Regions from separate parts of the Homo sapiens genome. Here region 2 is linked to region 1. The links are chromatin contacts, found by Hi-C or POLR2A ChIA-PET in ENCODE. All regions are on one chromosome and are shown on one strand. Each heading gives the region's core, a stretch centred on a gene start or an enhancer-like site at or near the end of the contact. The rest is flanking DNA. Distances are from core to core; before and after follow the strand shown. Region 1 overlaps CASC20 (cancer susceptibility 20). Region 2 has its middle 150 kb from the start of CASC20.

What was found. A loop is a pair of places that touch in the nucleus more often than their neighbours do. ChIA-PET counts read pairs that join two places held with the same protein, here RNA polymerase II (POLR2A). Pooled maps may share reads with other maps.
Region 2: a loop to region 1 is called in a map of IMR-90, with 2.1 times the contacts of the local background. The contact joins two enhancer-like sites. A Hi-C loop is called at or near these places in 1 of 168 maps with a recorded cell type or tissue (IMR-90) and 2 of 50 pooled maps. POLR2A ChIA-PET finds 5 or more read pairs at or near these places in 2 of 52 experiments (AG04450 and BJ).

The regions. Positions count from the first base shown.
Region 1 is chr20:6,527,969-6,535,586 of GRCh38, forward strand. It overlaps CASC20 (cancer susceptibility 20), which reads left to right. Exons shown (of 4, transcript NR_109953.1): 4 at 1-491. Among named protein-coding and RNA genes, the nearest start is that of CASC20, 110 kb to the left of the region's middle. Within about 2 kb of position 6,128, at least 2 of the 41 ENCODE cell types and tissues checked have a DNase peak (open chromatin) inside an H3K27ac peak, as active enhancers do; they include IMR-90, where a contact is called at or near this core.
Region 2 is chr20:6,572,688-6,580,485 of GRCh38, forward strand. No RefSeq gene overlaps it. Among named protein-coding and RNA genes, the nearest start is that of CASC20, 150 kb to the left of the region's middle. Within about 2 kb of position 3,529, at least 2 of the 41 ENCODE cell types and tissues checked have a DNase peak (open chromatin) inside an H3K27ac peak, as active enhancers do; they include IMR-90, where a contact is called at or near this core.

The DNA of each region.
Region 1 (7,618 bases), core at 4,878-7,377:
TATATATTAAAAATATCTATATTTAAATGACTTTGTCCAGATGTAGTGACTCATGCCTGTAATCACAGAATTTTGAGAGGCTATGTCAAGAGGATTGCTTGAGGCCAGGAGTTCCTGGCCAGCCTGGACGACACAGTGAGACCCCTATCTCTAAAAAAGTTTTTTTTCAAACAATCCTGCCACCTCAGCTTCCTAAAGTGCTGGGATTACAGGCATGAACCATTGAGCCCAGGTTCTTTGTAATATCTTCCTCCACGTTTTTACGTATCAATCCTGCATTCAAACATTTACTCATTCTGAAACAAATTTTAGTATATGTTATAAGGTATTGATCCAAATTTTTACGTTTATAAATAGTTAACATCTCCAAACCATTTATTGATATTAATTTCACCTTCATCATATTGTAAATTATAGTTTTGATTTTCCTTTTTGACAATGAATTATCTAAGAGGATACTTTAGAATTTTCAAACTTAATAAAAAACTTTTGCATTCAAAGACTGTATTGTCTGTAATTTCTATATTTTGTTACTTTTTGAGTGTCTATTATAATCAAATATAATAGACTGAACTTAAGTTTAGTCAATGTTCAATATAGTTTTACAATGAAGGTTTATACTGCAGCTACGTGGGATAAAGATATACAATGATTCATTTAATTCTATTTATTTTGTTGTTTAACTTATCTGTGATAATAATTCTAATACTTATTTTTTAAATGGTTAAGTTTAACAAACTTTAAATAATTACTTGGTAAGATTTTCATTTGGGGATAATGTCCAAGGTTCTTGCTAGTCTAATGTACCTTAGTAGCACTTTGTTCATTTTCATGGTGTCCACAAATTAAACTATAGTAAAATGTGTGTAGTTATTGACTTACTGTGAATTCTATGGGGGTAAAGTTGATGCCTTCCTGAACCTATTCTGGCACAGGATTCATAGACAATAAACACTTTTAAAATGCAGTTGAATTTCACCCAAGTTAAATCCAATGCAAACCTGCAAGGAGAAATTCCTAAAGAGAGTAAATCCTAGAAATAGTAAAGAAAATCATTGTGTCCTCAATGCCAGACTTATGGTAATTGAGTAGAAAGTGACAGGCTTTCAAATAGGATTCTAATGACTGTTTATCTCTGCAAAGATTTACAAGATACTGTCTACTCCCATAAAGTTGTCCCCTGAAGAACTCAACCTTGACAGTGGATTGAATTTGGTGGCCCTGGGATATGGGATTTCTATTTCTAGAAAAACAGACACTCATCAAGTAAACTACAGGTATACCTTGGAGATACTGCAGGTTTGGTTCCAGGTCACCACAATAAAGTTAATATTGCAATAAAGTGAGTGACACAAATTTTTTGGTTTCCAAGTATACATGAAAATTACATTTACACTCTACTGTAGTCTATCCAGTGTGCAATAGCATGATGTCTAAAAAATACATACCTTAATAAAAAATACATACCTTAATAAAAAATACTTTATTGCTAAAAGAATGCTAACAATTATCCAGTCATACTCTTTGTGTTGGTAGAGGGTCTTGCCTTGATGTTAATGGCTGCTGACTGATCGGGATTGTGGTTGCTGAAGGCTGGAGTGGCTGTGGCAATTCCTTAAAAAAAAGACAGCAATAAAGTTTGCTGCATCAATTGACTCTTTCTTTTACAAAAGATTTCTCTGTAGCATGTGATGTTGTTTGATAGCATTTTAATGACTGCAAAACTTCTTTCAAAATTGGAGTCAGTTCTCTCAAATCCTGCCAGTGCCTTATCAACTAAATGTATGTAATATTCTAAATCCTTTGTTGTCATCTCAACAATATTCATAGAATCTTCACCGGGAGTATATTCCATCTTAAGAGAAGACTTTCTTTGCTCATCCATGAGAAGAAACTCCTTATCAAGGAAAGTTTTTTCATGAGATTGCAGCAATTCAGTCACACCTGAAGGCTCCACTTGTAATTCCAGTCCTGTTGCTATTTCTACCACATCTGCAATTACTTCCTTCACTGAAGTCTTGAACCCCTTGAAGTCATCTATAAAGGTTGGAGTCAACTTCTTCTAAACTCCTGTTAACATTGATATTTTGACCTCCTCCCATGAGTCATGAATGTTCTTAATGGCATCTAGAATGGTGAGTCTTTTTCAGAAGGTTTTCAATTTATTTTGCACAGATCTATCAAAAAAGTCATTATCTATGGCAGCTGTAACCTTAAAAATGTATTTCCTAGATAGTAAGACTTATAAATCAAAATTACTCCTTGATCCATGGGCTACAGAACGGATGCTGTGTTAGCAGACAGGAAAACAACATTCAGCTCCTTGTAAGTCTCCATCAGAGCTCTTGGGTGACCAGATGCATTGTTACTGATTTTGAAACAAATCTTTTTATCTGACCAGTAAATCTCAACAGTGGGTTTAAAATTTTCAGTAAACCATGCTGTAAACAGATGTGCTATCATCTAGGCCTTGTTTCATTTTTAGCACACAGGCAGAGTAGATTGAGTATAATTCTTAAGGGCCCTAGACATTTCAGAATGGTAAATAAACATTGACTTCATCCTAAAGTCACCAGTTGCATTAACCCCTAAGAAGAGAGTCAGCCTGTTCTTTGAAACTTTGAAGCCAGGCCTTGGCTTCTCTCTAGCCATGAAAGTCCCAGATGGCATTTTCTTCAAGACAAGGAGTTTTCATCTCCATTCAAAGTCTGTTTAGTGTAGCCACCTTTATCAATTATCTTCACTAGGTCTTCTCAGTAACTTGCTGTAACTTCTGCATCAGCACTTGCTGCTTCACCTTGCACTTTTATGTTATGGAGACAGCTTCTTTACTTAAGCCTCATGAGCCAAGCTCTGCTAGCTTCCAAGTTCTCTTCTGCAGTTTCTTCACTTCTCTCAGGCTTCCTAGAATTGAAGAGAGTAGAAGTCTTGCTCTGGATTAAGCTCTGGCTTAAGGAAATGTTGTAGCTGGTTTGATCTTTAATCCAGACCACTCAAACTTTCTCCATATCAGCAATAAGGCTTTTTCACTTTGTTATCATTTGTATGTTCACTGGAATAGCACTTTTAATTCCTTCCTTCTTTTCCTTTACATTTACAACTTAGCTAACTGGTATGACCGGCTTAACTTTTGACCTGTCTGGGCTTTTGGTATGTCTTCCTCACTACGCTTAATCATTTCTAGCTTTTGATTTCAAGTGAGAGACTTACAACTCTTCCTTCCACCCGATCACTTAGAGGCCATAGTTGTGTTATTTATTGGCCTAATTTCAGTATTGTTGTGCCTCAGAGAATAAAGAGGCCAGAACAGGAGAGAGATGGAGGAACAGCCTATTGGAGCAGTCAGAACACATACAACATTTATGAATTAAGTTTACTGTCTTCTATAGCTGTGGTTAGTGGTGCCCCAAAAGAATTAAAATAATAACACCAACGCTCACTGATCACAGGTCACAATAAGAGATATAAAAGTAATGAAAAACTTTGAAATATTTTGAGAATTACCAAAATGTAACACAGAGACACAAAGTAGGCACATGCTGTTGGGAAAACAGCACTGATAGGCTTGCTGGATGCTGGGTTGTTAACAAACCTTCAATTTGTAAAAATGCAATATCTGAAAAACATAATAAAGACAAATGCAATAAATTGAGGTGTGCCCGTCTAGTTTGTATAGTATAGAAGATATTGAAATAATCTTCCCAGAAAATCATATATCAATCCAGAAGAGCCAAGAGCCTCCTCTACTCCAGACCATCAAGATTCTGCCAATGTTCTCTGCTAGCTAAGCCCTCATGGGACTTAAAAGATTCGCTTTTGCTCCATGATAAATTTCAGCATAGGAGTTTTAAACTTACATTGGTAACTGCATATCCAGCCTCAGCCTTTCTAGATAAGCAGCTATTCTCCTCTGAGATTTTCCCGTGATGCTCTCAGTGGGACCTACCAACTAGCCCTGCTTTTCTCAGTCTGGGAGTCCTTCCTCTTCCACTCCTTTTGCCTCTCTTCTTTGAGAAACTCTCTTCTTTCTTTTTCCCTGGGTACTTAACATCTAACATTATTTCCTCAAGAGTTTGGGTTTTACAGGGTTAATTTAACACAAATGAATATCTCAATGAATTACCTTATTAAAAGTGCTAGACTCTCATTCTCTCTCTCTAGAAATAAGCTATTTTTTTTTTCAGGGCCTATGTGTGCAACTAAGTGAGATCCTGCTTTGATACCCCAAGGCAGAGTCAGAGCAAGCCTGGCTGAGGCTGTGGTGGCCCTTCTGACCAAATTCAGAGTCAGACTGTTTGCTCTATGGAAGTCTCTTGCCTCTCCCTTCCAGACCTTCCTCTCTTCATTTCTTGCCTAGGTGTGTTAGACCCTTTCCTGCTTTCTTGAATTTTGCTTCACTCTTTTTCCCTCCCTCTGTCTCATGAACCCCAGAAGGAATGAAATTGTGGTCCATGTATGAATTCAATGGGCAGACATATTTGTTTGGTTTCCACTGCGGGGAAAACTGTACAGTGTGCATCTCATTTGAACTCGTGGTCAATATTTAACATTTGGAAATTTCACATAAGAATCCCTATTTCCAACTTCTCTGAAAATTTGAAAGATCTGGCCACACTGGGCCCACATTTGTGGCAAACAATGAGTTGGAGTCCTTATAAAATTATGCTGAGTGAAAGAAACAAGTTACAAAAGACCAGGTATTGTATGATTTCATGTATATGAAATATCCAGAATAGGCAAATCTGTAGAGGTGATGGATTAGTGGTTTCCCAGGGCTGGGCATTTGGAGGGAAATGGGGAGTGACTGCTAAAGGGCACACGGGATTTCTTTTGGGGAATAAGAATGTTCTAAAAGCGATTGTGATAATGGTTACACAAATCTGTCACTATACTAAAAATAATGGAATTGCACATATTAAATGTGTAAATTACATGGTATGTGAATTATATCTCAGCACATGTTTAATTTTTTTTTAAGTGGGTTGTGGTTATGTAGCATGTACCTTCCTTAGGTGGGTACCTGCCATAGTCTCCATAGTTCCATATTGACTGCCCTACACTGGGACCCAGTTAACTTCTTTGATTTTGGCCTCTGTTGGCATTTGACATTTTAGCCTCAGTTCATATTCATGAGCATTTTCCTTTTTCTAGTACCTTTATCATGATAAGTTCCCTTTTCTTATCCTTTTCCTCATGAAAATTACCTTTACTGGTCATCCTAGAGCACATCTCCTATAATATTTTTTGACATGTAGTTATCAAGTTTCTGACAAAGAAATGTATTTCCTTATTAGTAACAATATTGCTATAAAATTATACGTTATCAAACCAAACTGTCTTATAAATACAACCTGGATTCTGGGTTTCATAAACAAACACAGTGCACTATGCCAACCGAAGAATAACAGGAAGTACTTTATGACCCCACATTATCTAACAGTTCTCCCCTAAACATCCCTGTAGCATGACCAGGCAGGAGATGCTACAAGACTGGGAACAGAGCTGCAATCACTGGCATTTTTAAACAGCTTGTTGATGGACTGGGCTTGTGAGAAAACCAACATTACACTGAAACTCTTAGGGATACTTTAAATTGGTGGATTAGATGGTCGCTTGATTAAGTTTGGGTTATGTAAACAGTGGAGTGTTTAGATTTAGGCTTGGCTGTTGGAGTCTAGGCAGCTGTTTGTACTTAAGTCCAGCTAGAAGTCTTGTTAATCAAAGAACTGACTGAATTTCTTTCTTTCTCCCACCCCTGCCTGCTTCTTTTTTTTGTACCTGTGTTGTTTTTCCCCCTGTTCAAACCCTTTGGGCTCAGGACTGTAGGTAGGCAAGGCAGAGCATTTTGAATGTTTCTCTGAGGACCAGGAACTTATTTTTTTGATTACACAGTGATGTGCCCCACAGATCTCCCTCACTGTGAGGCAATCACTTCATTTATCCAAGTTCTACAAAGCCTTTATTATTTCGGTTAGTTCATATTTTTGAAGCTAAGTCATCAGTTTGATGCGTTTGTTGTAAAATGTGGTTTAACAGCTTGTTAGCACATTTATTTTTTTTTTAATGGAATCCAAAGGTATTTCATGCTTGAGCAGCAGTGGATTTAAGAGCCGATGAAAAGCCCCGCGAGCTGGGCGCAGTCAGCACAAAACAATGCGGGGAACATTGTGGAGTCCTACGCAGAGCTACCCCCAGCAGTGGCGTGCGGGTTTCTTGAACTTTAAGTTACGTTTTTTGCTTTTCTTTTTCCCTGACAGTGTCTCATAAATAACCCATGTTGCCTTATGCGTGTTGGTTTCAGATTGTCTAGGATGTACTGGATCATTTGAGCAGTCTGCGTTCATGTGGTTTTTCTCCCCTCTGAAGATGATTCGATTCTGTTTTGTCCACAAAGGGGAGACGTGGATTGCTGTTTTCTGTCCTCCAAGTGTGGCTTTGTAAAGCTGTCTCAGAACTAACGGGTTGGAACTGAAAACTATTATGGAGCTTGGTGAATGTCAGCGAGCCTTTGAAAAGTAAAAGCTGGGAAGCGACAAACTCTTTCCACAGTTCCATCCCAAATACAAACGAGGTCATTTTCTTGGGAGGCAGCAAAAGTGAGCATTCTGTGTTTGACCAAAGACAACCTTTTGGTTGAGGTTTTGATTATCCAGGGATGAAATGGAGGCAAATGGTCTTCTTTGCCTAAATCCAGACCTACCTTTGTACCAGGCTAGGTATTTGTTGGATTGAAAGGAGTGCAGCCCTTGGAGAGCAGTTTCATGGAACTGGAATTGGTAAAAATGGGCTTTCTGATTATATCTTATATATTATTATTAGAATGTATTATTACATATTAGATCTATATTATATCTAATATAGATCTAATATATTAGATTATAATTAGATTATATTAAATTATAATTATATATTAGATCTATATTATTATATCTAAAATGTTTTACCTTACCAGCCTTGCCATTTGCATATCTGTGTTGTCAGTTCATAAACCAGATTACAATGATTTTTTACCATTCAAGTCAGAACTCTTATATTTCATTTATATTCCAGAAAGTAGAGATTAAAGAAAAGTATTGAGAAGAGAAGGCTAATTTCTTCTTACATAATAATATCTGTGGTTCTCAAATTGAAATGACAGCTGATATAGTGCTTAGAGCCTAAATTTTATTTTTATCTATCTCTCTAGAAAGAGATATTGAAACACATAAGGGAAAGAGAGGAGACCATATGTGAAAAATTACCAACTACTTTGCCAGTGATTACCTAACAATGAATGAGATTCACCTTTCCAATCTGCCCACACCTCCAATGTCTCTTTGAGGTTGAGAACATAAATCGTAACCTCTGTGTGAGGCAATCTTACTTTCCTAAAGAAAAAAAAGACCGCTGTTAATGACAGTGGTGCTCGTGTACATAAAGATTACAAAAGCTGGTCTTGGAAGGGACCTTTGTATAAACTACTCCAACTATCTGATTTTGTAGACAACAAAACAGACTAAGAAACTTGTTTCTTACTTTCGTGAATGGGGGGCTTTGAATATTCACATGCAAGTTTTTGTCTGAATACCTGTTTTCAATTCTTTTGAAGTAGGATTGCTCTGCCATATATGCTAATTCT
Region 2 (7,798 bases), core at 2,279-4,778, 42 kb after region 1:
AAATCCATTGTACTTAGTAATATGAATGATAATAGTAATAACTGACTTAGTTTGTGCTTAAAGCGAAGTGAACTGTGAAATATCCATATACATTTTTTACCTTGCTAGGAGGACAGAGATGTTGATTAACTACAGAGCTTGTTAAAATATGTAAAGCTACCTGTGCATGTTAATGAACAGACTGGCTGTATAATGCGCAGCTTCCAAACTAGCATAGAGAAAACTAAAGAAATTGTAAAACTGAAGGCATGAAATGAGAACAAATAGGCAAACGAATCTTAGTAAGTATAAAAACATAAGATAGCTGAAATAAGCCCATATATATTAGTAATTAAAACAAATATAAACAGTTTAAATTCACCTCCTACAAGGTTCTGGATTAATTGACTGAATTTGTAAAACCCAAGCTACTTAAGAGACACATTCAAAAAACAACTAAGAAAAATTGAAAAAAGTGAGGCTTAGATATTAACAAGATGGATAATCATTTTTAAAGATTCTGAAATATAATTTAATACTAATAATATTAGCATTATTTCTTTACTCCCTGACCTAACATTTTTACTAAATTCTATGTTACAACTATATCTTCTTAAAATATTCTGTTTGAATTTTACATTTTATATATATATATATATATATACACATACATACATATACATAAACAAAGAGATCTATAATTTTTTGTTTTGTTTTTCAGAATATATTCACACCTTTCATGTTGCCTCATTCTCTATATCTTCCCATAAAGTAGCAGGTAGAGACCATCTTCAACCTATCTATTTTCAGTTCTGACACATACAATTCATTTTTAACATTTAAAAAGTATAACCTTATAACAAAAATCTAAATAATTCCCTACTTAAAACCCTTCAATGGTTTTCCATTGCTTTTAGAACTGAAATTCTCACTCAAATCCTAAAGTTTCTGGATAACTTAGTTCCTTCTTATCTGATCAACTTCTTCAAATGTTGTTTCCACCTCATTCACTAATCTCTAGCCATGTGCCATTACCTTTCAATTTCTTGGGCACAGTAGATAAATGCTTTTACACCTAAGGCTTCTGCAGCCATTGTTTTATTAAATTAAATGTCAACTCCTTCAAGAAGACTTCCTTTTCTAATTCTCTGTCTCAGCCACTTGTGTCCTTTGCAGTACTTATGGCAAGTTGAAACTGCCTCATTTGTCTGTTTCCTTATTTTTTTAACTGCCTCTGCAACTGTGATATGCATCCTGAAGGCAGAGACCAAATAGAATCTATTCATTGCTTAAACTTTGCCCAAAGCCTGAAGCAAAGTATTCTCTCAAGACTCTCAATAAATATATCTGGAATAAATCAGCAGATAAATAAATAATTGCTTGAGCAGTTTGCTATTTTGCCTGGGTAATATTTTTTCTAGTAGACTGAAATAATGTCTCTATATCTCTGACTTTCAAACCATAATATTTAGTCTTGAATTTCCATTCCTGGAACTATACGTTCATATTTCCAAGTGCATTTCTCATGTATATCTCAAATACTCAAAACTAAATTCAATTTCTCATACCCTATGAATTGTCCTATTACTTCCCTATTTTGGTTAATGATCCAAGCATTCATCCAAACCCAAGACCTGGAAGTCATCACTCATTCACTCATGTATTCACATATTTATTCATTCATTCATATTTCGTGCAGCAACTATTATGTGGCTCACACTATGTGAAGAGTAGCATACATAATAGTGAACAAAACAGGCATAACCACGTCCTCACAGTTTGTTCTACCATCTCTCTCAAATTATGTTGACTGCTGAAACGTGCATGGTCATTCTACTTTAAGAATGTCTCCTGAACCAGCACCTTTTGAGTGCACCAGCACTTTCTTAAACCAGAACCTCACACACACACACCTTTTCTAGATTAAGCCAACATCACCTCTTATCTGAATCTTTGTAACAGCTTCCGGATTGGTTTCCTTGCCTCTAGTCTCATCTCATTCCAATTCATTTGTCACACTACTCAGGGCTTTTCCTAAAACATAAATTTAACCACCTCATGGCTCTACAAAATTTCCCTGTCTCACCATCACTTACAAGATAAAGTTCAAACTCTGTAGCACGACATGCCATGTCCTTAATGATTCAACTCTAGCAAATGGCATTCAGCTTCATGAACATGACCTCATGTCTGCATATGCCATTCCCTTAACATGGAACCTCCCTTCTGCGCTTCACCATATCAGCCTGGCAAACTCCTTCCATTCTCTCCTTTCTTGTTGAGGTTTCCCTGACTTCTCTGCCCATTGAGGCAGAAGCAAGAGCTTTTGGAACCATGTTCTCGTAATCCCTTATAGGAAGGAATCCATGCTATCATACTGCATTATGGGAATGTCAAAGATGTTTATATGTCTGGCTTCCTCACTAGACCATGGACAACTTGCAAGCCAAGAATCTGGCTTATACAAGCTTCTATCTACACCAGCTGGCATAGTGCCTGCAACATGGGAAGTGTTACTACTAAATCTTTGTGCAACAATTAAATATTGATTAAACAAGTGTTGCATTTTCAGTCATTTGCCTGAAATGACGCAGTTATCAGTAGCAGAGCTGATCCAAACTTCCAAGTTCCCACTCGAATGGTTTTTCACTAAAGCACCACTGTCATGTATCCAATGATTTTCAATTGATCCAGGGTAGAGTAAAGCCACAGGGCATGCCTTAGGTTGGGGAGATGGGTTAGAATCACCTCAGGTCTTTTTCAACCTAAAATGCTTATCGGCATTCTGATATGTATTTCCTGAAAAAAATTGCCAGTTGGGTGTCCTATATATTATATGTTGAAGAATGAACAATGCTAGTAGGGAAATAATAGAATGGAAATCAGGCAGGTGTGGATTTAAACATCTATTCCTTAATTTATCAGCTTTGTCTACAGATGAGGAAACTGAGGCACAGAATGTGTCATTTAACTTCTATGTGCCTCAGTTTCCTCATCTGTAAACATGGTACCATATTTGGGAAGTTATAATGAGGATTTTGTCAGCTGACTGACCCTTGGTAAAGGGTGAGAATATTTCCTGGCACATACGAAGTGTTCTAAAATTTAGTTTCTCTTTCCCCTTTTCCCCCTAGGCTTTGATCAGAAATCCAAGCACACAAAAATGGCTTTTCCATTTGTGTAAGGGGAAGATTATTGCTCTGCTGATGAATTGTGTGCATTTCACGCACACTTTAACAGCTCCAGGGCGTCTTCAAATTAGAGCTCCTTATCACTCATTAGCACCATTGCAGGAAGGCCGATAAACCTCACCTCTTGCTTAGCTCTCTGACACAGCTGGGGAAACCTCCATTTGCTCTTATCATCTGAATTCTGACCTTAAAGGTTTCACTCTAACCCCAGGGCTTAATTTATCTTCTGTTAAAAGCAGCAGTTTTCCCTTACATGGAAACTGTCATGCCCCGAGTATGCATAGTGAGACAGAGAAACAGTCCTGTCTGTTTCATCTCAGACGCGAGGGAAAAGTCCCTTGCACCCTTCTCTTCTGCGGATAGATGGGCTTTGATTACAGAGGAGCACATTGCAACTTCAGGCTGCTATTGTACACCACATACTGTAAAGGTTTAAAAGTTGACAAAATGCCATGAATACCATTGTGTGAATTCAACCTCGTGTTTGTTTTACCTACTGTACATCAGAATACACTTCCTGATAGCTGAGAGTTTGTGTTGTTTTGACTAAATTTGGACAAATATGCATAAAATGTGTATTCAACAGATATTTCATGTAAAAACAAAGAAAGGCTTGTGTCTTTAGATTGCCCCAGAACCTGAGGGCTACTGAGAATTATAAATAAAGTTGGCTTCACAGGCCTGCAGTCATAAATGACATTTTTTTAAATGATGGAAGGGGGAGATTTGAGTGGTACAGGAACCTTCCGTTTAATTCCCCTCCTCCCAAATATGTCCAAAATTTAAAGAAAGCTCCTTTAAATATAACTCAGTTGAAAAGGAGCTTTTGATTCCTGGTTATTGGGGAAGGACCTGTTTAACTATTTATACCATTGCTTTGTTTTCTTAAAATTGATGCAGGAGGAACATGGGTCCAGCCCTTTTAAAATCCTATGTTTTATCACTCTCCGGTTGATGGGCGCAATCCAGCATGAGGAAATTAGAAACAGCTGGAGTAGACACAATGCTTTCTTTTGAAAAGACATTTCAAAATTACTAGAGAAAAATAGAGATTGCTCTAAAGAGCCTATCTCAAAATGTGGTTTCTGGCTCAACAGCATCAGAATCTCCTAGGAACTTGTTCGAAATGCAAATTATTGGGCTTCATCCAGCCCTGCTGAATTGGAAATTCTGAAGGTAGGGCCCAGCAATCTGTGTTTTGACAGCTCTTCTATCCCCTACCCCAAGGAATTCTGATGCACAAAAGCAAACTAAAAATGAGACCTAAACCACAGGAAAGAGTAGCAAGAGAAAAGAAATCTTGAAAGGCCAGAGGGCAAGAGAGGCGTGATTTCAGGACATTTAATGATTCAAAGGAATGATGGAAAGGTGCTAATTGGGTACTTAACATCTATACTTCAACATGCATCTGTTTCTAAATCTGAAATTAATGGACAGACTATAAACAGCTTCCAAAGGCAGTGGAAAATACAAACCCAATGAAACAAACCAGAGTCAGGAAAGAGGTTGGCAGCACAATAACTGCAACATCAATTGTATTTAGATGTTTTTGTCTATAGTCTATACTACATAATAACTACATAGTCTATATAGTTATTTCAACATCATTAAATAGGATGTGTGATTAAATAAGTGCATGTAAGTAAATTATTAAAATGCATTAAGAGTATGCTTTTGCATACTTGTAACTTAGAGTAGACAAATCCTCCTGCTGAGAAAAACTAGAAACTGAACAAAATTCAGACACCACGTGTTTGAATGCCTCAGAAAGCTGTCTAAGCAGTCAGATCCTGGAAAGGAGGGGAGCTCATTGAGAGAAGCCTGACTTTTGAATCCAAGTTTCCCCTGAAGTTGAACACACCATATTGCCCAGAAATTCCACTCATATATACATATATATACACAAATACACATAAATATCCAAGAGAATGCACAGACACACACACATATCCAACAGAAATGCATGCATGGATATCTATCTATATATATATCCATATCTCCACATATATATCTCTAACAGAAATGCATACATAAGTACACCAAAAGGCATGGGTAAGAAATTTTCTATTTGCAATAGCCTCAAACTGAAAACTACCCAAACATCCTTGAACAACAGAGAGGATGAATAAATTGTACTGTATTCATGCATGAGATACTGAGAATGAATTAAATACAGCTACATGCAACAACATGGATGAATCTGATGAATATAACATGACATATCTCATTTACACAATTTCAAAATCATACAGTGATAATCCATGGTATTAGAAGTCAAGATAATAGTAACGTTTGATCTTTATGGTAAAAATGGTAAGGAGAGGGTGAGGGCCTACTGAGTTCTGCTTATGTTCCTGTTGCTGAACCCTGCACTGTGTGTTCCGTTTGTGGAAATTCAGTTAGTTGAATACTTGTGATTTGGACACTTTTCCTTACATATGTTACAGTTTAACAAGCACTCTTACTTTAGAAAAATATACTAAGAGGAATTTTTGTTTTCTTGTTTCTCTGACGTCTTTGGAGTCCATCCATCAGGTGTGTCTATGCCATCCTATGGAGACACCCTGGATTATCTGAAAGTAACTGGAGGCAGGAGAATGTGATCATAGAGAATCTTAGATTAGTGGGTAGACAGGCCTATGAATTGCTGTGTGGCTTTGGAAAGCTCTTTAACCCAAGTCACATTTTCCTCATCCTTGCATTGGAGTTGATCGTTAAAAGAGCATCTAACTCATAGGATTTAGTGAGGATTAAATAGGAGAGTTCATCTAAAGCACTGATGGTGGCAGGCAGTGGGTGGGGGTGGCCTAATGGCTAAGAATAAAGGCTGGGTATCTAAGATAATTGACAAGGGCCTTTCTTTTTTTTTTTATGGTTAATGTACCATTCTTTATGAGAATGTGCTAGCATAATGATAGAGGGCTGAAGCATGTAATCTATAATTAATACAAAGTGAACTGTCATGGGGGATGGGGAGGGAAATGGGCCTTTCTGCAGAAATGTAAGTGCGGTCATGGAAACGGCTATAGCTCCTTGATTGTAATTATTCAACCTCACTAGAGGTCTGCAACTAGCTATTAAAGTGCTAGTGGTCCCGACAAGGGCCTTTCTAAGAACACTGTCTTTGCAACTGTACCCCTTTTGAATAATATAAATATCATGGTTACTCACTTGGCAGAGTGGACATCCCTAAGAAATTCAATCAGACATTTTGAGGTTGGTGAGAGAGGGAGAGTTGACGGAGTTGGAGGAAGAAGAAGTCGTGACACCATGACTGAGAACTCTGTCTGATGACCCAGGGTCATAAAATTTATCATTATAAATGTCAAATAAAATAAATGATAATTAATCAATAAAAAATGACACATGATAAATAAATAAATAAATAATAAAATTACCATCTGTGCAGGGCAGGCTGAAAATGCTGAGAAGGTAAAACTCTCTAGGAGAATCCTTCAGCCAGTGACTGATGGGAGTTGGTGGATACTCAACTCCCTTGCCTCTTGAGCCAGATGACTGAAACGTATGCTCTATACTGTCCCCCAGAGATGCCCAGTTGAACTGGGCTCCAGTTACCCACAGTGGTAATTTGCTTAACAGCATACCTTCTATTGACTGCTTTCCCTTACCTGTATCATTTTTCCTTTCTTTTCCCAGTGTTTTGTGAGAGCATCTTCCAAATAAATTACTTGTACTCACATTCTTGTCTCGTGACCAGTTTCTGGGAGAATCTAAACTTAAGACAGTCTGCATTGCACAACTTATGGCGTAGGCTTAGTTGCTTTCTCTGAGACCTTCGGGCAGCTAGCACCACTGTGGCTGCCTCCTTTGGAATTGTCACCTCTACCACGCTGCCGAAGTGCCTGAGACCTACTGCTCTGAAAAAGACTTTGTTTGTCACTGCCCAAGCCCACTGTGAAGCCCCTTCCCCTCCCTTGAGCCAGGTGTCAGGATGGCCCTCCTATCCTGTCCCTCTGTTACCTAGGCAGTGGCCTCATCACTTTATTCATAAAGTTAGACTTCCTCACTCTGTATCTGCGTATTCTTATTGCTTTCTCTTTTCCAGAGACTCCGTTTTGGTCAACAATTAGCCCTTCCACATTTGGATCCTGGGCCACATGTGGAAATAAAGAGTTCCAGAAGAATTCTCCCATGAAGGCATTGGAATGCTTCAATACATAGTTTTGTGCCAAATCTACAATAATCTTCCCAAAAGAAAGACTCTTCAGTGTTCTGGATTTTTCGGGACTTATCTTATTTTCTTGTGCAACATCTTAACACAAACTAGAATAAAGATGACATATAATCATCTGCATTCATGAATAAAAAGAATGATCTAATTGTACTAATTAGCCAAACTGCAACCCACAAAAATGCACCAAGTCTTTATCAACATCCACCTCTGGTTACAGAATGTATCATGATGCCTTATTAGCAGCAGCCCAATGGCTCCCTGGAGCACCACTACTTCTGTCAATACATGCTAAAGCAGCACAGAAACATCTACGAAGATAGGGAACGTTGGGTAGGAAAGACCAGGACTGCAAATATCTTGCCATCCCAGCCTTGGAAGGGACCTCAAGGCCATGTAGTTCAGCCTGCATCCCCTCAGAGTGAAGCATTCTGTG